Regions from separate parts of the Mus musculus genome. Here all the other regions are linked to region 1. A link is a loop called in an ENCODE intact Hi-C map of the cell type or tissue named here. Cell type or tissue: gastrocnemius. All regions are shown on one strand. Each heading gives the region's core, and the rest is flanking DNA. Links, peaks and the distances in the headings are about the cores only.

Region 1 (7,731 bases), core at 2,110-6,109:
TGGCTGTACTTGTTACTGAAAATTAGGACATCCCTGGACCTGGAGAGATGGCTGAGTGGTTAAGAGCACCATCTGCTCTTCCAGAGGTCCTGAGTTCAATTCCCAGCAACCACATGGTGGCTCATAACCATCAATAATGAGTTCTGATGCCCTCTTCTGGTGTGTCTGAAGACAGCTACAGTGTACTCACATATATAAAATAAATACATCTTTTTTAAAAAAAAAGAATTAGGACACTGGTTCAAGTTAGGTGAGAAGTTAATCTGAAGAGGCGATCTGACTTCGTCCTTTTCGTGCTTCATTTTGACAAAGAGCCTGGAAGACTGAAGCTAAGAGAGGGGACATAGATATTTCTTTCTGTACTTATACACACGCACACAATTTACAACAGAGAATTTTTATGGAGAAGGAGACTGTCCCTCAACTCTCGTTTTTTTCATTGTTAGATTATCAGATTCCAAAAGGCAGCACCAGATTGAACCATCAAAGATAATTTGTATAATATAAGCAAACATTATGGCTGCCTATTCTGGTAAGGAGACCAAAACAACCTCAAATAATGCCCCCTTGATTTCTCGTCTGCCATTTTTTTTTCTCCTGTGCTAGCGAATGAATATTGGACCTTGAACATGCTAGGCAAGCACCTCACTGCCTTTTTAACTGGCTTTGTAATGGCATGAATAGTGTTCCTGTGCCAGCTCATGTCCTATCCCTCTGCCCCTCTCTCACTCCTCCATCTTCTCCCCTTTTCTTTCCTTCTTACCACCGTTCTCTTGTTTCCAACAGATTATGTGGTAGTTATCCACAAGAGCTCATAGTGCCTGCTTGGATCACTGACAAAGAGCTGGAAAGCGTGGCAGGCTTCAGATCCTGGAAGCGCATCCCTGCTGTCATCTACAGGTATGTAAGCAGACCAGCTCCAGGTACTTCTCCCTACTGCTCACTGTCCTGACAGCTGCTGACCTGGCAGCGACAGTCCCTGGCAAGTGCATGCTTCCTTGTTGCTAAAGCTGTGTCTACAGAAAGAAAAACACCAGCACTCACTGTGTCCAGAGCAGAAGCAGCTGGCAATGCAGGGGAACCCTGATGAGAATATTTCAATAGAGCAGTGCTGGGCCACCTGTTGCAATGCACAGCTTTAATCCTAGCACTCAGGAGATAGAGACGGGTGGATAACTGCGACTTTAAGATTAGCCTGGTCTATGTAAGAACTTCTAGGATAGGCAGGGCTACTATACAGGGAGACCCTATCTTTAAAAAAAATAAAAATAACATTTTTTTCTTATATTCATTGTATTTAGCTTCAGATGATTAACAGGACTTTTGTGTTGAAAGATTGGTGAGATTTAGAATAGAGCTCAATGAACTCTAATGGTGTTTGTGATTGTCACTTTAACATGTGACATGTGGAAGGAAGGACTCTTGTTTTGAGATGAATTAGAATCACTTGTGGCTAGACAGAAAGTTTCAGAGACACAAGACATGAGAGCTATAGAGTAATATCTTGTGGGGAGACATGAACAGCCCTCTATAAATCCCAGATAGGACACTGACTACAGACCTAAGAAATGGTTCCACCTGAGGCTGTCTTGCTGACCTCGGGGAGCTTCTAAGGTCACTTCTAGGAGTGTGTGTGGGTAAAGGATGAGCTGGAGGGCTATAGAAGATTCAGAAGTAGCTGTATCACTGGAAGACTCCCCAGAGTGGTAACTCGTGACAGCCACATTATTGGCTTTAGCTAGACACTACAGACATGTCTACCAAAGTTTTCTTCCCCAGCAAGTGTTTGCTGCTGTTACAACCCTTGGAGAGCTGCATATGTCATGAGCTTCTTACAAGCCTTCCTCTGCCTGCATAGGGGTTTTTACTATGAGGGAATGGTATCTATATAAGGGCTAAGGGTGCACATTTTAAAAAGGGGTTGGTGATACACAGATGTGCTATAGTATGTAAACGAGGTCCTCTTAACACTTTAATGCCTTTAAGTGACATTTGAAATAGAGTACATACTTAAGCACTAGCTTTATAAGTTAGTGACCAATTTGCTGTTACACAGTCATGTTAAATTTTTAGGAAGTCGTATTATGTCTTGTAATGTTAACATTCTCCATTTTACTTTGTGGTTTGTAGACCTTTTAGACTGACCAAAGTGAGCCAAACAATGGCTTAGTTAAAAAGTACCACACCAGGACCTATTGCACTCCAATATTGAGGCTTTAGGAAGGTATATTTCTTGTGACAGTCTTGGGAAGGTAACCAGCTTGTTCATTTAGCCTATCGAAGGCAAGTTCTGATGCCACCCTGAATACTGAACGTGAAGGACACTGCCTGTGGCTCAGTAGGACCCATTAAGCCTTCAGTGTCCATTTTCATCAGTTTTGTTTTCAGACACCAAAGTAGGTCACCAAATTTACCTGTCACTCAGGCACTGAGAATGACATGGAATTAGAGAACAGGAAGCTAAAGGGATTGGGAGGCTGGGAAAGCAGCTGGCTGCTGGATGGACCAACAGCTGTGGTAGATCGACTGCCTGGCATTTATGAGACTTGTGACTTGGAGCAGAAGGGGGAAGTACTCTTTCTGAGTAAAAGGCTTTCAGTAAAAGCCATTTTTCTTCCTTTAGGCAGAAAGCTTAAGTATGCTAGCTAAGAAGAGCTCCTTAGAATACGTTTTTGTTTTTTAATTAGCTTTTTTTTCTTTCTTTTCTGTAATTCAATTCTGGAAGGTGTGAGTTCTAGGGTTGCTCATTCTAGATACCTAGACTATGTGGATAAGTAGAAATTGTCACCATCAATCCTTGAGAGAAAACCTGCCAAGATTGTGGTTGAAAGTTCTTGGTATAGTTCTGTAAATCAAGCAGGCTTCCTGGAGCTGCTCTCTATTGAAGGGCATGTGTCTTATGTCTCTTATCTCAGAATTGGATCCCTGTGTTGTTTAGTTTTGTTGGGGGTGTCTTGAAGAATGTTCAGGACACTCCACCACTTTTCAGTGCCAGCAGAGATGATGTCTTATTCAGTATGATCAAGGCAACTCTTACAAGAAAGCATTTAACGGGGCTACAGTTTCAGAAGTTTAGTTCCTTAGCAGCATGACAGTAAGCATGGCTGCACTCAGGGCTCTAGAACAGTCCCCGTGAGCTACTTTTTGATTTGCAGGCCAAGAGACAAGAGAGAGGGACAAGGTTTGGCATGGGTTTTTTTTTTTTTAAACTTTAAAGCCAATCCCCAATGATGCACTTCCTCCAACAAGTCACACCTGTTCCAACAAGGCCACAGCTTCTAATCCTTCTCAGATAGTGGCACTCCTTATGGCTAAGCATTTAAGTATATGTACCTGTGGGGGCCATTCTCATTCAAACCACCACAAATAGCAAAATGCCCCTAAATCCAGCATTTCCCAGATTTAGTTATGTGTGGACTGCAGCAAAGTCATTCGCAGCAGTTACTTTGCAATACTGGCCTGAACCAGTACCTGATTAGAGCTACAGAGTTGCTCTAACACAGCAAGATCTTGAGAGACTTCCATCTGTTGTGCAGCTTACAGCATCTCTGTGTGCATGGTGATCCTTATCAGATAGAGAGCTTGCCTGACCATTGGATTAGAGGCAGTTAAAACCATTGCATCTTCATGTACAATGGAAGCATTCCATGTTTAGTAAGTTTTTTTTTTTTTACTAGACCTTTTACCTTTTTGTATTTTAGCAAGTTCTGTTTGTTAAGATGGTAAAATGTCTGTTTTATCTAATTTTCTTTTTTCTTTTAAATTTTAAAGTGATTGTAACTTTTGTCATTGAGTGGGCTTTCATGCAATACAAAGCTTTTTAGGAGATCAATTACTGCTACTTGTAGTGACCCAGTTGGCCCTGAAAACCCAAGACCAGAGTGCCATCTGCTGTTCTGCCTCTGTGCTAGGAAGCCTTGCAGAGACAGAGGCCTCTCAGGAAAGGTCCCTTCACCCTTTTCTGGGAAGTTTGCAGTCATTTCAGATCTGTGGTTTTCAGCCTGATAGGGAGACGCAGCAAAAACCATGGAATTTCACATCATTTGTTTGATTTGAGTGTGAGCCCATGCGGTGTTGGTAATGATGTGTTCTGCGAGCTGTTCGCAACTCAAGGTGAGGTGGGATTGAAAACCTCTAAGCAGACTACTCTAGTGGGATTTGCTACCACCACATTTAATCTAGTGCTTGTGAATTTAAGGATTATATTTTCTCACATTATTTCCTAAAAAAGGAAAAAGGAATGGAATACTGTGTTCTGTGTAAACCCATCTCTACTATCTGTGTGCAGGTTTGCATGTGCAAATTCAAGAGCATTTTAAAGAATATGAGCATTTTCTTCAGTATATAGAATTGGTAGAATATTGCTTACCAGATTTTGTAAAGTATTTCTTGGGGCTGAAGAGTTGGCTAAGTGGTGAGGAGCACATGCTGGTCTTCCAGGGCAATGGAGTTTGGTCACCGGCACCCCTCCCCCACTGGACTTCACAGCTGCCTTCAGTTGTAGCCACACACACACACACACACACACACACACACACACACAGAGCAAAAATATTTTTTAATTAAAAGATTTATAAAATTTTATTTGTTTAGTGTGTGTGTGTGTGTGTGTGTGTGTACAAGCACACATGCCACAGCACATGTGATCCAGCTTTGTTGAGTCAGTGCCTCCTTCTCCGTTTACATGAGTTCAGGCATGGAGTGGGTCCAGTGCTTTAACCACTGAGCTCTCCATTTTTATAGCACTTCAACCTTAAGGAAGCTTTAGGTATGCTAATACAATCTAGCAATCTTTACTACATTACATTTAGAGTTGTGCTAACCCACCTCTACAAACAGTGTTACTGTATTTTCATTGAACAGAATGAAACCTCACACTCATTGGCAGTCATTCCTTACTTCCCCAACTGCTCTATCCCAAGCTAGAGCCAGGAATGCACTGTTTCTCTAGATTTGCCTATTCTGACTAGGTAATACATCTTAACAACTCATGTCCTTTGTGATGGGCTCACTTCACTCTATGTGACACTTTCCAATTTATCTATGGCATAGCATGGGTCTAAACTTTGTTTTTTTACAACTAAATATTACATTTTTCCAACTTTTTAATTGACATGCTGGAAAACATGAAAATTTAGTAGCATCTCAGAGTGGACTCTGAGAATCATTTCTGGCTTTGGAAAAGAATCTGTCAGAGTATAGTTTGCTGGGTTGTGATTTCTTCCCTCTGAGATGCTTGAGCAAGCATGACTGGGCATCGAGCACTGTGTCCATAGTAAGACTAACTTGTGACACGTGACATCTCTGGAGAGCTGTAAAAGGATTTCACTGTAGGCCAAGAGAATGTTGTATTTGCAGAGATGGGATGTGTTTGGAAAGAATCATCAAGCCAGCAGTAGTGAATATATGGATACTGCAGTAAACCTTCAGAAGTGAGGCAGAACAGTTTGTTTTGTACCTTAGCAGCTTTATGTGTTGGATTCAGTATCAGAAATGGGTGTTTGTGCTTAATTATTACATAGTAGAACTGGTATAATATTTATAGATTTTTTTTTTTAAAATCTTATTTCCCAAAAATAAAGATTCAGAATATCTAAACTGTGAGTGCTAGTTCATTTTCTCTAAGAATATTCTCTTACCGTTTGTTGGTAACTTTACAGAGAGCACTATCATGAGATGATGATTGAGAAAGCATCAGGCTATTTACAATCAATTTCCATCCTTTTATGAGTGCAGAGCATCAGATGGGGCCTTGAAACAGTACACTCAGGAGGGGAGGGGATGAGGGGCTTCCAGATGGGAAACTGGGGAAGGACACTCACTGTTGTCTCCCCACAGGCACCAGAGCAATGGAGCTGTCATTGCCCGCTGCGGACAACCGGAGGTTAGCTGGTGGGGCTGGCGAAATGCTGATGATGAACATCTGGTGCAGTCAGTGGCCAGAGCCTGTGCTTCTGACTCTCAGTCAAGTATCAGCAAGGTTTCCACTCGGAACAGTTGTCGGGACTTTCCCAACGCAGGGGATCTTTCAGATGTGGAGTTCGGTAAGGTGCTCACTAGGCCCATGCAGCAGTTTTTTAAAGCATCCGAAAAGCTTATCTTAAAGTGCCTTTTCCTTAAATGATACAATGTTAAATCAGAGTTTTTGAATCTCTGTCCTGGAACTCACTATTTAGACCAGGCTAGCCTTGACATCACAGAGAACCGCCTGCCTCTACTTCCTGATTGTTGGGGCATACATCATCACACCTGGCTGTATAAAGTTACTTTTCTTTTTTGAATATGTATGTATGTATGTATGTATGTATGTATTTGTTTGTTTAATGTATGTGAGTACACTGTAGCTGACTTCAGACACATCAGGGGAGTGCAGTCAGTGCTTTTAACTACTGAACCATCTCTCCAGCCCTAAAGTTACTTTTATAAGAGAGAATTCAGTGAGTTTGTTTGAGGAGGGACAGGTCTTGACAAAGCACTGGAAAATCTTTTGTTTCAAGGCAAATGTTGTCTTCCTTGCCATTGTGACAAGAATGAAGTAATTGGATGAGGATGTGGGTTGTCTCCAGTCTGTGGAGAAAAATACCTGCTTTTATGAAAGGACTACAGGGGTAGAAATGAGGGTAAGACATTAGGTGAAGTGGGAGTTTCATCTAATGTGCTTTGGGAATTGGTTTTGGAAAATAAATCCTTATCAATTTCAAGAGGCAGAGGGTACACTGAAGGCAAGAACCAGGTCTGGCTAGGCGGCTCCATTGATTGGAGTTCATTTTGTTCTGTTTTTACTGTAATATGTGCCTCTGGTACTAGATAGTCACAGTTCTAGGAGAGCTGGGTCTGCTTAGTTTTTATCCCCTTCTTGATGCCTGCAGATTCCTCTCTGTCAAATACTTCAGGAGCAGAAAGTTTAGCTCTCCAGCCCCAGAAGCTTTTGATCTTGGATGCACGCTCCTATGCAGCAGCTGTGGCAAATCGAGCCAAAGGAGGAGGCTGTGAGTGCCCAGGTGGGTGTATAGTCTGTCCCCGCATCATCTGTCCTTGTCAGTGCCCCTCACTCACAGCCTAGGCTTCAGTTAAAGTAAATGGCAAAGCGCGTTCTTTGCCCTGCATCCAGAAAGCCAGGCCGTCTCTCTGGATCCTTGACCTCTGTGAGCTTTGGCTGAGGTGCAGACCATCTTCCTCCTGTGTACCAACCTCAAGGATAGGAAAGCTGGTCTCTGCCCACAGGTCTGTAGAGGCTCTGTTTCTCAATCTGTTGTCTCTCACAGTACATAAGTGAATCACTAGCTTCCTGCCACTCCCACGGACTTCTTAGAAAAGCGGGGTCAGTTGGAGGTAGTAAATACAGAGCTCTAGTGTTCCGCCCTTTCTGACTCTGCCACGGCCCTGCTGTTTGAGTGCTGCTACTTTGCTGCTTTTACATTTGCTGGTGAGATCCTTAACTTGAATGTATTGTGGGTTTTTTTAAATTGTTTTTCTCTACAGAGTATTATCCTAACTGTGAAGTTGTGTTTATGGGAATGGCAAACATACATTCTATCCGGAGGAGTTTCCAGTCTCTGCGGCTGCTGTGCACACAGATGCCAGATCCTGGAAAGTAAGGCTTGGCTTTAATGCGTATGCTTCTTTTGTTGTTGCCGCTGTATTGCTGGGTTTGGTTTGGTTTGATTTTAAATGAGTTTAGAGGTATCTTTTGTTTGTTAGTGACCCTTAGTTATACTTTTGATCCCTGTT
Region 2 (7,731 bases), core at 1,542-5,541, 93 kb before region 1:
GCACCAGCAATGAACCTGGTCCTTTTGTGCCATTGGTATAAATATCAACATGATAAGAAGACAAGCTACTAATTGGTATTATTATGAAAAGACTTTGAACCAAATAGAGCCCTGAGCGTTTCAGGTTACCTGAAGAACCTGTGGGCCATGCTTCAAAAGCCATTGCTCTACACTGAATTAGAACGGGAATGAAATGGATCCATTTCCACCAGTAGGGGTACCATGTGCTGTCAGAAAAATCCTGGGAGATATTTTTATACTTACTGGAAATTTTAATTCAAGCACACACAGTGCTATGCTTGCCTTGTTTTAGATTCCTACCACTGAATACAGAATAAAAGTAACGATTTTGATAATGGCATATGCATTACATTGTTTTTAAGAAAATGATCACTTTCAGGCATTTTTGCTGAAGTAATTATATTCTCCTTAAATGTTATCAATGTCACTGTAATCTTATTTTGAATATAGAAAGGTTTTTTTTTTTTTTCCTGCTTGTTAAAAATAGGGCCTGGTGTGCGCTCAACACACACGCTGTATCCTCAGCCCCTACAAAGGGAGTTTTCCAGGCCATGCAGAGTTTGCTCTTTTGTATTTAGAGACAATTTCCTAATATCTGCCTTCCAGGCTTCCAGGAGTGGAGAGGAAGGGAAGTATGATGTGCACAGATGTCCCTCAACATCAGATCACTTGAGTTCAAACTCTGGCCTTCTTGTTTCATCTACATCTAAGGCTGAAGTGGTTTGGTGCAAGCTAAAAGATTCGGTGCACACCATGAATTCAAGGGTACAGTAAAATTTCTTCAAACATTTTAAATACTGGTCGAGGATTCAGTCAAAGATTTCCTTTCTCACTCCAGATCAAAAAGCAAATTGTTATTGTTGATAAACAGAGAGGCAAGCGACAAGCTGATCCATGTGCTCTTTCCATGTGGACTGTGGGAGCTGTGGGATTGGTGGAGCAGGTGTGAATTTCCTGTTGCCTGAGTTGTTTACCTGGAGCCACTTTATCAGTGTCCAGCCATCCAGCAGGGATTGTCCTGGCAGTGAAGTGCTAGCTCCAGTTCAGGTTCCCCACTGCTGGCAGTCTGTCTGTCTACTCTGTGTGTCCTGTTGTCCATCTATTTGATGCTCTATTTTTTTTTCTTGTCCCACAAAGGCCATGAGAATATACACAAAGGGAAACCAGGACAGTGGATTATAAATGAAAGTGTATAGTTTACTGCTATCACTACCAAAAGATTTTTTTTTTTGACCCAAGAGGTGCAATCATTGTACTTCCAATTTAGCCTGTGCTTTTCTAGTGAAGGTGAAAACGGAGACACAATCAGCTGCATTGAAGAGGAGGAAGACAGGTCCTTGGAGGGCGGTGGGAAGTCTTTGCTAACTGATCTGTGATGTAGTGCCTTCCTTGACCTTCCTTGAGATTCTGTGATGTGGTGGGTAGCCCAGAGAGTAATAGGACAGTTTGTGTTGTTATCTGGGCCTGGGTTTGAAGTTTAAGTTAAATTCAACTTATTCTGGGTTTTACTTTTTTTTTGTTTGTAAAATAAAGATAGGCCTGACCATTTATGAAGATTCAACTAGATAAATATAAACACTTGCTCTTCCATAATTAGGAGATTTGTCTGGCTATTGTGTTGTGCAATTTTAGGTTCTGGAGACATAATGACAAATAAGACAGCATCCTTTTTTTCTAATTATTCTTAAACTCCAGTGGGGGCAGAGAGGCAATAATGTTGAATACAAAGAAACAAATAATGGGGGGGGGGAGATAAACAATTTAACAAATACAGGGATAAATTTCATTTACTTGTCTTCTGATAAAAAATCAAGGTCATGTTAAAATTCATCTAAGGAAGTGAAATATCTTTGAGGATTTGTTAGGACCTAAGCCAGTAGATCTCAACCTTTAAACGCTGTGACTTTAATATAGTTCCTCACGTATGCTGACTCCCAACTTACTTTCCTCGCTAATTTATAACTGTAATTTTCTACTACCATGAATCATAATGTAAATATCTGAGGTTCAGGATATTTGAGACCCCGAGGACTGCTGACCTAAAATAAGGTATTACAGTGTTAGACTATGGGGCTCTTCTGGAGGCCAGTCAAAGTAGGGATTCTTTTCCCCCTTGCTTTTCTTTGAGCACTGAGGTTTTTTTTATTAGGAGCTGGCGTTGAGGCAGTTTGAACTTGTATTCTGGGCATAACTTATAGCACACTATATTTACATGCACGGTATTAAGTTAGTTTTATATTGACTATACTTGCTGGGGATATAATATCACTACTGTTCTTAGTTTTAATAGAAAGTAGAGTAAGCTGAAGTGCTGTCTTGGTCCATTAAGTTGGAAAAGAAGCCTGAAAAATCTTTCTAAACCTTGTTTTTCTTTTTCTTAATTCGTAACGGTTTATTTATTCACTTCTCATTTTTCTTTTCTTCCTCCTGACGCTTCTCTGCAGCCACAGTCTGGTGACTTGCAGCCCCGCCCACATCCTGGGGCGTGACCAACGAGCCAGGCCCCGCCCTCGCCCATCCCGTGACGGCCAGTCTTCCCCCCCGCCCCCCATCCCACAGCGGACAGCGCGCCGGAGCGTGCGCGCGCGCCCCCGCTCTCAGCTCCGATCGGTCTCGGGAGCGCGCTCTGTGTGGCCGCTGCCGCCATGTTGTTGTGGTTGTGAGAAGGCGGCGGCGGCAGCGGCGGCGGCGGCGGCGGAGCAGCCGGCGGAGACGCTCCAGCGGCCCAGGCGCTGGCCCCCGCCGACCCTGGCTGGCAGCCTCCTGGGGTGGCGGAGGAGGCCCTGCGGTGGCGGGCCTCGCCATGTCCTGCCGCCTGGTAAGAAGCCCACCCTCCGGCTCTGGTGGCGAGGAGGTGCTGGAGGAGGGGCGGACCTGGGCCGAGTGCGGCGGCTGTCACCGGCCGGGGAGGCGGCGGCGGGCCGAGGGCTGGGTTGGCCGCGGCCTCCCGGGGCAAGCTCTCAGAATGGAGCACCGAGGCCCGGTCGGGCGAGTCGGGGGAGGCGGGGTCGCCGAGCTCGGCGGCCATCCTGAACCTGGCGGTGGGTAACACTCGGAGTGTTGGGAGCTGCGGCTGGGGCGCCCTGGAAAACGCTCCCGGGCCTCCGGGAGGTGAGCGTGTGGCCCGAGGCCCTGGTCGAGACCGTGGGAGTCCTTAGTGGCGAGAGGCCGGAGGTCGTGCTGTTGGAAACCACGGGCGAGCTGTGCGGGCCTCAGCCTAACTGCAGCAGGGCATCCTCCTGACCTGGTAGTGCTTGAAGGGGAACGAAGGTCCAGGGGTGGTTGGAGGAGCTCGGGGAACACTGCTCAAGTAGCTCTGCAAAAGATCAGTATTATTTCTTGGGTTGAAATTGTACTGGATGTATTGCATTTCATGACCCAAGATGGTATTGTTGGGGCCAGAAAACTTATTTCAAAAATTGGAAGTAGAGTTTGCACACTCTGTTAGGCCACCAGGAGTCAGATCATCTCACTTGTGAGTTTTACACACAGGTTTCTGTTAGATATTAATGTTCAGTCATTGTCAGAATGAAGTTTACGTTTTTATTCTTCTTACTATCTTGACATCCACTTGGCTTTTTGACATTTAGGGTCTTTTTTTTTTTTTTTTTTGTATTAAAAGTGCATGTGTTCTTGTAGTGGAGGCTCAGCCTCGTTCCTCTTGTGAACAGTGAGCCGTCAGAAGTTACGATTGAATGGTAGATGGTTCTGTATCAAAATGATCTTGTTTGTGGGGATGTGAAGGAGGCCTTCTTTGAGATTCTGCAATGTTTCTGTGTTTTTTACTTGGAAACCAAATAACATGCGTTGATGGCCAGTGAAAGACTTCTTTTCCATGCTTGACTGAGTAGAAGAGTTTACAGAATGACACCGTTGTGGGTAAACACTATGCAATATGTTATTAAACTAAATTTGGAAGCTTCTAGAAGGTTAGAGTGATTGCCTATGAAGACATATTTCACCCCTACCATTTTTACTTTTTAGGTAACTGTGAGCAGCATAATGAATTTGTTCACAAGGCATCAGAACACATTTTATCAAATTAAATGTTGTATAGCTGAACGTATGTCCAAAAACCTAGAGGAAAATAAAGGAAGTGAGGCCTGAAGTCTGCTTCTGGCCCACAGAGGGGTCCTAAAGGTGCTTTCTAACATGCCAACATTGTAGTTACTTCTAAACCATCTGGCTCAGGTTTCCAGTAAAGTGGAGGGTAGCAGGGTGTGTTACAGTCATTTGAGACCAGGGTTGTGGACCTGGAAGGTGTACTGTAGGTTGTGACAAGTTCTTGAAATTTGCTCCAGGCTGTGAGGTATGGTAAAGTCAGTTTAAAGACCCTCTTAACAGCACTAGTTTTTGCTTTCTGTGATAAAGTGGAATTCTGAGTTACCAAGAGATAAATTCATATTTCAAAGGTGTGTTGAGGATTGTTACAGTTTTGGAAGAGGTGGAAGAAAGTGTTAACAGTTGCATAGGGTTGTATTCTGACATATCATAGAGAGGCTCACCCAGTTGTTCACTAACACCAGAAACCTTGTCTGTTTTGTTTCCTGATAATCCCCACTACTTACCATAGTTCTCACAGAATTTTCTTTTCAGATTTTTTAAAAAAATCAAATGAATAGTATTGGTATGAGAAACACTAGTTAGTTATTAAAAATTACTTGATGTCTTACATTGAAGAGGGATTTTCATTCTCTTTTTAAGTCTTAATGCATTTAAAACTTTAGGTGTTGACACATGTTACTGACTTTATAGGTGGTATAGACAGATGGCCATTCTGTGCTGCTGGGTATATCTGGATCATTTGTGGCATTAATGGCTGTTGGGATATTACTTCTCTGTACTCAAGTTTCCTCATTTACATAATTTAGAACTCATACTGAGGCCAAGTTTTTACATATTTTAAGTATATATTTTTTAAAAATATGGGTATTTAAAAGAAATAACAACTCAGGCTAAAATTTCCAAGAGTTTGAGATGACTGTGGGCCAGCCACATAAGCAAGTACCACATTAGCCAGGGCTTTATAGGAAGATCCTATCTTAAAAATTGAAAACAGAAGCAGAAGAGATGGCTTACTGGGTAAAGACACATGCTTCAGGGGCTGACAACTTGAGTTTGATCCCCTGGACCCATGTGGTGGGAGGAGAGAACAAAACTCTAAGTTGTCTGACCTCCACATGTGTGCACTGACACATATGCACACACACACACACACACACACACACACACACGAGAAACTCAAAAAGAAATAAAACTCTTATAAATTTGTCCTAAGATTCCAGAAAGAGTATTCTGTTCTTGAGTTTTGCTTTTAGCTTATGGATTTTATACATTTCCCAAAAATGCTCAGGAAATTGAGTGCATGTTGCAAGTATGCAGAAACAGTACTCGTATGCTGTTGTAATTCTCTTTATGTTGAAATCGAGTCAATTTCACAGAGGGCACTTCATAATCTGGTATGAAGACACAATTCTAAGAATGTTTGGGAGAAGTTTGTGCACATTTTATGTCTAGTTGTTTCTTACGGATTACCCAGTTATATATTTTAAATAGTGAATTTGTTTTTATATTTTAGAAATTATGTCTATTTCTGAGTATGAGTGTAGGTGCACATATGCAATGGTGAACATGTGTAGGTCAGAGGACAGCTTGTAGGAGTTGATTCTCTCCATCATGTGTGTCTGAAACTCAGGTTGCAGGTTTGGTTGTCAGTGCTTCTATCTCCTAAGCTAGCTCCTTAGAGCATTGGTGGTGAATTTTATGTAATTTCATAATCAGTGAAACCAATTTAAAATGAAGTTTGAGCTAAGGTTCTCAGTAATTCAAGACTACTACATGCCATTGCTATTTTTAATCTTAATTTTGCGATCTTGATACTAGTGTGCTTTCATTTTCATTTTTTGTACTGTATGAAGAAACAAAAGCCTTTTAAAGTTGACATTTTAAAGTTTTATTTGATAAAAATAAAGATTGTTTTAGTGTGATAGTGGATAGCTCAGGAAGTCTCAAGTCTGCCTAGTGCTGCTCCTTAGCCCTTTTGTTTTTGGCAAGCCATAGAACATTCCCTCATTATTAAAGGAAGAACAATGTTTTCTTATTTCACAGGTTGTGAGGGAAGAGCAATGGAATGGCACATAAAAAACAAGCTAAATAATGTAATGATAGAATCCTATTGCATTAGAATTCTTTTTTTAAAAAGTTTTTCATGAAAGAGTTGAATTGTCTAGCTAGGCAGTGGTGGCTCATGCTTTTAATCCCAACACTCAGGAGGCCTAGGCAGGTGCATCTCTGAGTTCGTGGACAGCCTGGTCTACAGAGTGAGTTCTAGGACAGCTAGGGCTACACAGAGAAACCCTGTCTCATCCTTGACCTCCCAGTAAACACAATTGGCTAGTGAGCAGAAGTCAACCAGGAACATGTTAAATGCAGAATTTCCTGATGCCACTGGGAAGGCAGCTGAAGTGGAGAAACCCTTGAGTACTTGTATCTGTTACAGAAAGAGTCATGGGGTTGCAGGGGCTGCAGTAGAGTGGAGCCCGTCTTGCAGGGTGAGTTCTTGTTGGGAACTGGAATTGAAGTAAAGCCATCAATTCAAATGCCATAAGGATCAAGTGGAATACACTTCACTGTATTTGATCTCTTTCTTATTTTGGAGCTGTGATGGAAGGTGGTTGGAGCAAAGAGCTTAGCATGTTCTGTGTAAAAGTTATAGAAGTGTGTTTTTGTTTCTTTTTAAAGTTTTTAAAATTTTGTATGTATGTGGGTATACCATGTATGTGCAGGAGCCTGCAGAGGTCAGAGAGATGTCAGATCCCCTGGAGCTGGAGTTACAGATGATTATAAGCCTCCATATGGTTTCTGGGAACCAAACCCAGGGCCTCTACAATTTCTCCAGCCCCAGAACTGTATTTTCTGAATGGCAAGTGGCATATTGCAGGGTAATGAAGTCAGTGTGGTTACTGAAAAAAAAAAAGCATTAAAAAGGATAAGTCAGTACATTGCTAATGATAAAACTTGATTTGGGAGTTCTTTATTATTATTATCTAAGTTTGTACTGGGCGTGACATACACCTTAAATCTGGAAGCAGAGGCGTGAGGATTTCTGAGTTTGAGTGTAGCCTGGTCTACAGAGTGAGACCTCTAGGGTTGCATCCATATGTGCCAGTATATATATGTATGTATGTATGTATGTATGTATGTGCATTTGAGCAGAGGCTAGAAGTTAGCCTTTGGTGCCAGTCTTTGACGACTGCTCATTTTGTATTTTGAAACAAAGATTCTCTTTGGGACCAGTGCACTGTAGTTGAGTTTGTTTAAACTGACCAGCAGCTGGCCTCTTCTCCAATGTTGGGATTATAATCACGAACCACCAACACACAAAGTTTTAGGTGTTATTTAGGGATTGAACTCAGGTTTTCATGACTGTGTAGCAAGCACTTTATCTATTAGCTATCTCCCTTGTAACTCTTTTAGGCTTAAATTATATATATGTATATGTATATATGTATATTCTTTTTTTTTTTTTTCTCAAGACAGGGTTTCTCTGTGTAGCCCTGGCTGTCCTGGAACTCACTCTATAGACCAGGCTGCCCGCAAACTCAGAGATCTGCCTGCCTCTGCCTTCCAAGTGCTGGGATTAAAGGTATGCGCCACCACTGCCTGGCTTTTGCTATATTTTTATTGTGTGTGTTCATGTGTAGGTATGGG
Region 3 (7,731 bases), core at 1,542-5,541, 200 kb before region 1:
CGACTCTGCCTCTGCCTCCCGAGTGCTGGATTAAAGGCGTGCGCCACCACGCCCAGCTTCAAAGGAGTCTTGACCCACGTGTTGACAACCTATTTCAACAAACAAACCTATTTAAATAAGTAGAACCTCTCTGGGTATGCTGGCCCATGCCTTTACTCCCAGCACACAAAAGGTAGAAACACATAAACCTCTGAGTTAGAGGCCAGCATGGTTTACAGAGCAAAGCAAATTTCTGCCAGGTCTACCAGAATTCTATAATAAAATCTTGTCTCAAAAATAATAATACAGGGCTGGAGAGATGGCTCAGCAGTTAAGAACACTGACTGCTCTTCCAAAGGTGTCGAGTTCAAATCCCAGCAACCACATGGTGGCTTACAACCATCTATAATGAGATCTGACATCCTCTTCGGATAGTAGTGTCTGAAGACAGCTACAGTGTACTTACATATAATAAATAAATAAATAAATAAATAAATCTTTAAATAATAATAATAATAATATGGAGCTTAGTGGTGGCACACGCCTTTAATCCTAGCACTTGGGAAGCAGAGGCAGGCGGATCTCTGTAACTTGAGGCCAGTTTAGTCTATAAAGTGAGTTCCAGGTCAGCAAGGACTACACAGAGAAACCCTGTTTTGAAACAAAAACATCATCATCATAATAATAATAATAACAACAACAACAACAGGAGGCTGGAGAAATGGCTCAGCTGTTAAGAGCACCGACTGCTCTTCCAAAGGTCCTGAGTTCAAATCCCAGCAACCACATGGTGGCTCACAACCATCTGTAACGAAATCTGATGCCCTCTTCTGGAATGTCTGAAGACAGCTACAGTCTACTTACATATAATAAATAAATCTTAAAACAAACAACAACAACAACAACGAAGCTTGAGAGAAGGCCCAGGGGTTAAGAGTACTTGTATCTCTTGCAGAGGACCTGGGTTTGGTCCTCAGTACCCACATGGCAGCTCACAATTCTCCATAATTCTATCTTCAGGGGATACAATACACAAATGTGGTACACATATATATACAAAGGTAGAGAAAACACTCATACACATAAGATAAAAATACTACATCTTTTTTTTTTTTTTTTTGGTGTTTTTGAGACAGGGTTTCTCTGTGTAGTCCTGGCTGTCCTGGAACTCACTTTGTAGACCAGGCTGGCCTCGAACTCAGAAATCCGCCTGCCTCTGCCTCCCGAGTGCTGGGATTAAAGGTGTGTGCCACCACGCCCGGCTACATCTTTTTAAAAATAATCTTTTAAATATAAAAGTTAAGTCAAAACAAACCACCTTTAATTCCCTGCCTTCTGAACTAACTTGCCATCAACCAAATCGGTTTGTTGTAGGTCTCCTGTCCATGCTCAACAAAGCTTAAGCAGTCTTTTCCTGAAGGCTCACCACTTCCTGGTAGGCCTAGAAATCAGTTCTGGGTTTAAATTGACTAAGTAATTAATTAAGAGGAAGAGGCTCATGTAGTCTAGGCTGGTCTCATACATAATGTAGCTGAAGATAACCTTGAACTTCTGTTCCTGCCTCCACCTCCCTCGTGCTGGGAGCATATAGTCCTATACCATCATGTCCAGTTTGAAGTCCTTATCCCAGGCTCACACTGGTCCTCTGAACCTCAGAATCATAGCCCCATTTGTTCTAGATGTTTCTACTTCATATCTAAGGGACAACTCACACAAAACACAACTTACAGAGCTTGAGATCATGTTAAGAGCATGTAATACTCTAACAGAGGACCTGAGTTTGGTTTTTAGCACCCACATTTGATAGCTCATAACCTCCAGCTCCAGCTCCAGGGGATGCTATACCCTCCTCTGGATTTCTGTGGGTACCGACATTCAGGAGCACATGTCACCCCCTAACCTCCCATACATATGCATAATTTAAAATAACCAAAACCAAATCTATAAACACACAATTTACAGGTCAGGCATGATAGTGCTTGTCTATAATTTTAGCCTTCCAGAGATAGCAGAGACAGGAGGATCACCAGGAGTTAAAAGTCAGGCTGATTTATGTAGCTGGTTCCAGGCAAGCCAGAGCAAGTGTAAAACCTTTTCTCCATACAAACAAACACAAACCATTTAGTCTCTGTAGTCAAATCTTAATTTATCTCTAGATGTTAATTCCTATTTTTGTTTCTTGGTTTGGTTTGGTTTTTCAGGACAGGGTTTCTTTGTGTAGCCCTGGTTGTCCTGGAATTTGTAAACCAGGCTGGTCTTGAACTCTGAGACCCACCTGCATCTGGAGTGCTGAGACTAAAGGCACCCACAACCGAGCCCACCTCTTAATTCTACCTTTCTTGCACACTTCTGCTAGCTTGCTCTGTCTATCCTACCTACCAAAATGCATCTCAAATCTGACCATTATTCTAAACCTCTCTACTCTAAATTACCTACCTCTGCAATTTCTTCTCTTCAGTTTTTGCTCTAGCAAGAAGTCAGAACGATAACATTAAAATGTAAATAGACCTCAAAGCATTCCAGCTTAAACCCATTCAGTGACTCCCTAGTGCAATTAGGAAAAGAATGACTCCTTACCCAGGACGGGATTCAAGGCCAGACTAGAGATGACTTCAGGCCACCTACTCATTAGAGGCCACTCTACACTTTCTCAAGCACCCCAGCAGTGCAGTTGCCTCTAGAAACATTATCCTGTTTACCCTGCTACAATATATTCAGTCCTCCATTAAGCGGCTACTCAGGTTTAAAGAGCAAGCAATCCGTCCAAGCATTTGGGTTTTCTCTTTTACAAAGTATTAGTTTCCAGAAGTGCTGGGCTTCCCCATCGCCCACGCACCACGGCCAGAGCGCTCCAGGAGAGCTGGGAACCTTTCTTTTACTGGGGATCATCTCAAGACCCCGAGGGGATACTCAGAAAAGTACGGTGCCTTTTACAACCAGGTCACCCATCTCCGAAGCCGGGGTTCTTGGCTTTAAAGCCTACGCTCTGGAGAACAGGAAGCAAGTGCAAAGCCACTTTCCCCCCTGAGACGTGGCTTAAGAGTTAGAACTGCAGGACCCGACTTTTGCCACCCCCAAACCTACATCTGGAGTAGGTTCAAAGGACGTTAGGCAGAGAGTCGAGATGCAGCCACAGAAACTCAGGTTCCCTGCCTCTGTATTCACTCCCCATGCCAGAAAAAGCGGATAGCGCGGACTTAGAATGAAATGCCTACTCTTCTGATTGGGAAAAGAGCCTAAAACTTGGACGCGGATGTCTCACCAAAGATACCTGGTTCCGGGCTCCTCCTCTTGAGTCCTCGCGTTGCGCTCTGCTCGCTGGGATTTGTAGTCCTTCCTAAGGTACCGAGAAGGCGGAATACGAAGGCGAGACAGCACTGGGGAAGATGGGTAAGCTAAGGGGCTTTCGGGACTTGTAGTTCAAAATAGCCAAACGCAGGAAATGGTTGAGGAGAAAAACTGAGAAATAAGTCTTATCAAATTTTGGTTGTGTGGAATATGAACATTGTAATAAACTGTTACCCTGTGCACATTATCAGTTTCTTTAATGGTTCAAAATGTCGACTCTGAGATACAGAGAAACTACAATTCCCATAAAGCAGGGCGCGTTGAAACTTTTGGAGCAAGACATTGGGTTCTACGCAAGCGCAGTGGCGCGAGTTCGGCAGTGAGGCAACATGTCGTCGCCGACGATCCCTTCGCGCCTGTACTCCTTGCTGTTCCGCAGAACTTCCACCTTTGCCCTCACCATCGCAGTGGGCGCCCTGTTCTTCGAGCGAGCCTTCGATCAGGGCGCAGACGCGATCTACGAGCACATCAACGAGGGGGTGAGGGCCTGGGCCATCCTGACCTTGGGCCCGCCTGAAGGGTGACTGGGAGGGAGGTAGGACGGAACTCAATCAAGTCTTACCAGGTCTGGGGTGAACTGTGCCCGTTAATACATCTATTTCTCTTGACATGGTGCGAGGCCTAATTGGTATGTCCTGTCACACAGTTCCACATATTCATTTGCGAAAGCTAACTCCTGACTCCTGAGACATCAGAGGACTTACGGGTCTGAACCACTCCATTAAGTCGGTGGTGAGTTGGAACTCCGACCCCTGCCGTCCTTGCTAGTTTCAAGGGCAGATTTCAGCAAGGCAGTCGTTAAAAGTAGGTCTCCTTAGACCATGTGGCTGACCTTTTAAAATTGATGTTTCAGTTCCGAAGGCCGCCCACGTAGGCTCTTTGGATTAAACGTGAAGACTATGAAACCTCAAGCCCTAACTGGCAATACTGGACTTAAAGCACTTAACCGTGGTATTGAATAAAGGTCATAGTGGATCAAAGATCCTGGGATACAGATGAGGTGCTACCGTTCATACTTAATGATACCACTGAAAGATAGCATCCTGGGAAAATGTGGGGATGAATATAAAGTAGGAAATGGCGAGCCCTCTTTGACTTAACTGTCCCACACTCTGTGCATGTTTTATGTCAAAGGTTGTGAGAGTATTGGGGAAGGTATGTTACTGATGGCCAGCATGTTCATCGACTGGTTTCTTTTTCTCGAGACAGGGTTTCTCTGTGTAGCTATTGCTGTCCCGGAGCTAGATGGTAGACAAGGCTTGGCCTTAGACTCACCCTCCTGCCTCTGCCACCTGAGTGTTGGGATTGTAGGCCTGAGCCACCACCGACCAGCTCCTTCACTGAGTGGCCTTCCTTCTTGCCTTCCTTCCTTTCTTACCTCTTTTGGTTTGTTTTTAAATTTTGTTGTTTTAATTTTATTTGCTTATGTTGTGTCTGCATGTACATCATCTGTGCTAGGAACTGGACGCAGGTCCTCTGGAAGAGCAACCAGAGTACCCTTAGCCACTGAGTCGTCTCTCCAGCCCCCTCAGGGCTCTCTGACCTGCTGCCCAGACAGGCTCTGTCTACTAGTTGCTGTATTTCCTCTGGTGGGGTAGCTTCCTGTCCATATGAAAGTGTTGCCACTCTGATCTTTTTTTTTTTTTTTTTTTAAGATTTATTTATTTAGTATATATAAGTACACTGTAGCTGTCTTCAGATACTCCAGAAGAGGGCATCAGATTTCGTTACGGATGGTTGTGAGCCACCACGTGGTTGCTGGGATTTGAACTCCGGACCTTTGGAAGAGCAGTCAGCGCTCTTAACCACTGAGCCATCTCGCCAGCCCCCACTCTGATCTTTTATAAGCATTTCCAAGTATCGAAAGTTGTCTTAAGTACACTGTCAGAATTCCCCCATTTTCCCGTGCTTCTAGGAATGGGAATTGTGTAACCACTTTAGGTCTGAAGAATAAAAAGTGACTCAATGTGAAATTTGGGGGTGGGGGTGGGGGAAGCATTTTCTAGGTGCTGTTTTTTAATAATGAAGAAACTGGGACGTTCTTGCAACCTATCTTACTGTCTTGTACAAGTGCTGGTTTCCCTTCCCACCTAGTGTGGTTAATGGAGTAGGAGTGATTTGTTATGTTGCTTTTTTGTGTGTTTTGGTTTGGATTTTGATTTTTCAGACAGGGTTTATCTGTGTAGTGGCTGTCTTAGAGCCCACTCTGTAGACCAGGCTGACCTTGAATTCAGAGGCCCACCTGCTTCTGCCTCCCAAATGCTGGAATCAAAGGGTGTACCGCCACCGTCTAGCTCAGCTACATTGTTAACTCTTTCAACACTGATTTCTCTGCTCTTCTCTTTGGACAGCTAGAGTTATTGTAAAATGTGAGGACAAAGGTTAACGGTGAACTGCCTTGTGTTTTAAATGCAGAAACTGTGGAAACATATAAAGCACAAGTATGAGAACAAGGAGTAACACCCTGCCCCTGTGGGACCCGAAGGAACAGTCGCCGGTCAGCTGTTTGCCTGGAGTTGGGGCCTCAGCCTAAGGATGAGTTTCAAGTTGCCGTTCACCGACCGCCAGTGTGTGGGCAAGCTATGGCTCCACTGTACAAACAGACTCACTTCTGCTGTGTTTGAGTACAGCTGTCAGCAAATAAATGCAAAGTGCTCATGAGACCGGCTTTTGCACGAGTCCTTTATTAACTTCCTGATCTCCGCTTGGTAGTTGAGACCGTGCCCAAGCCCCATGCAAACTCCTGAAGACTCTACCATTTGGAGTTGTTCCATTCACGTCCCAAGAATCCTAGTTTGAACTCATCAGCCTGAATAGAGGTTATCTTTAAACCAATAGTCCCAGTCTTTTGTTCTTATTTAATATAAATGGGTGTTGTGGTGCCCAAGGAAGCATTAGATCTCCTGCAACTGGGGGGTACAGATGGTTGTAAGCTACGTGTAGGTGCTGGGAATTGAACTCAGGTCCTCTAGGAGAGCAGCCAGTGCTCTTAACCACTGAGCCACCTCTGCAGTCCCCCCCACCCCCCTTCTTAAATCACAAAGATTCTCTTGGCCATGGGAAAGCACCATGGTCTCAGCTAGGAAAAAGTCTTACCCTGGGAGTCTTGACTCAATCCCTGTCTCAGGCTGAAGTCTTCTCTTCTACCTTTTAACTTGCTGAGTGGCTTTTGGTAGTCTCCATGTCTCTGGGCCACAGCCTCCTGTGGGGTTCCTTTATGGAAAGATCAGTTTATGAGTGTGAAATTAAACCCAAGCCCAGCAGTTCTTAGCTGAGTGTACCAAGGGCCACACCCAACTCTGCTGGACCTGAGTCGCCTCATTATAATTATGATGGGGTTAATAAAGATGATCTGTTGCACAGAGGGTTTTGTGACTTTAAAACTGGTCTGAAGCCAGGTGTGGTGGCGCACGCCTTTAGTCCCAGCACTTGGGAGGCAGAGGCAGGCGGATTTCTGAGTTTGAGGACAGCCTGGTCTAGAGTGAGTTCCAGGACAGCCAGGGCTGTACAAAGAAACCCTGTCTCGAAAACAAAAAAAACAAACAAACCTGGTCTGAGAAAATTCGCATTGGTTAAGAGCACTTGCTCTTGCAGAGAATTGGGGTTTGAAACTATGCGTGAGTCAACTGGCCAGCTACAGAGGATCACACTCCTCTGACTTCCCTGGGCACGGTTCATTTTCAGACAGAGACACGTGCTCACATATAAATAAATCATCCTGGGGAAGTGAATGACTCACCTGCAGGCAATCCCCGAGAACCTGTAAGAGCCAGAGAGAGCCAGATAATCCAGAATCTTCTCTGAAGGTTGATCCAGACCGGGAAATCCATGCAGCGGTGGGAGAGACCCTAAAATTACCTAGTTTCTCTACTTGTGCATCTGTAGTCAGGGCCTGTCTGCCAGGCAGTGGTCGTGCATGGCAGTGTTAAAACCCAGCATTCCAGAGGTTTGCCACGACGGCAGGCAGATCTCTCTGAGTTGAGGCCAGCCTGGTCTATGGAGCTAGCTCTAGGACAGCCAAAACTATGCAAATTTGTCTCAAAAAAAGGGGGGGAGGGATCAGGGCAAATGACATTCTGTCAGTACATTTGAACTGAAGGAAGCAGAGGTCAATTAGACTTAGCAATAATTTCAAATCCCAGCAACCACATGGTGGCTCACAACCATCTGTAACGAGATCTGATCTCTTGTCTCTCTTACTTCTCACTCCCTCTCTCTCTGTTTTCTCCTCTCCTCTCTCTCCCTCTTACTCCCTCTTTCTCTCTAGCCTTCTCTCTCTCTCTTTCCCCCTGCATTTTTATAATAAAGCTCTAAAACCATAGACTGTCTCTGCTCATCAGGGCCCACTGCGCTTGGAGGATGGGACAGGCTTTCTCCTAATGAGCCATTTCTAATCTGACAGCC

Evidence for each region. A loop is a pair of places that touch in the nucleus more often than their neighbours do. Peaks named below come from ENCODE experiments on the same cell type or tissue, not always from the same donor. Only the 100,000 strongest peaks of a DNase experiment are listed, where the experiment ranks them.
Region 2: a loop joins it to region 1, with 2.3 times the contacts of the local background. A loop is called at or near these places in 2 of 42 quality-filtered maps.
Region 3: a loop joins it to region 1, with 3.0 times the contacts of the local background. A loop is called at or near these places in 4 of 42 quality-filtered maps.

The regions. Positions count from the first base shown.
Region 1 is chr11:4,497,201-4,504,931 of GRCm38, reverse strand. Mtmr3 (myotubularin related protein 3) reads left to right here. Exons shown (of 19, transcript NM_001373897.1): 8 at 787-900; 9 at 5,839-6,044; 10 at 6,870-7,001; 11 at 7,483-7,594. Among named protein-coding and RNA genes, the nearest start is that of Hormad2, 60 kb to the right of the region's middle. In gastrocnemius, for the core only: a CTCF peak has its summit at 3,896 (motif pointing left); no DNase peak of the experiment used is centred there.
Region 2 is chr11:4,589,711-4,597,441 of GRCm38, reverse strand. It overlaps Mtmr3 (myotubularin related protein 3), which reads left to right and starts at 2,652. Exons shown (of 19, transcript NM_001373897.1): 1 at 2,652-2,839. In gastrocnemius, for the core only: a CTCF peak has its summit at 3,470; a DNase peak (open chromatin) is centred at 2,567; H3K4me3 peaks cover 2,585 bases; H3K27ac peaks cover 3,821 bases.
Region 3 is chr11:4,700,232-4,707,962 of GRCm38, reverse strand. Uqcr10 (ubiquinol-cytochrome c reductase, complex III subunit X) reads left to right here and starts at 3,619. Exons shown (of 2, transcript NM_197979.3): 1 at 3,619-3,806; 2 at 5,743-5,995. The coding sequence starts at 3,657. The coding sequence ends at 5,787. Zmat5 (zinc finger, matrin type 5) reads right to left here and starts at 3,307. Exons shown (of 6, transcript NM_026015.3): 1 at 3,242-3,307. It overlaps Gm51883 (a long non-coding RNA gene), which reads right to left and starts at 7,519. Exons shown (of 2, transcript XR_003949632.1): 1 at 7,067-7,519; 2 at 5,771-6,540. In gastrocnemius, for the core only: no CTCF peak of the experiment used is centred there; DNase peaks (open chromatin) are centred at 3,301 and 3,642; H3K4me3 peaks cover 3,172 bases; H3K27ac peaks cover 2,424 bases.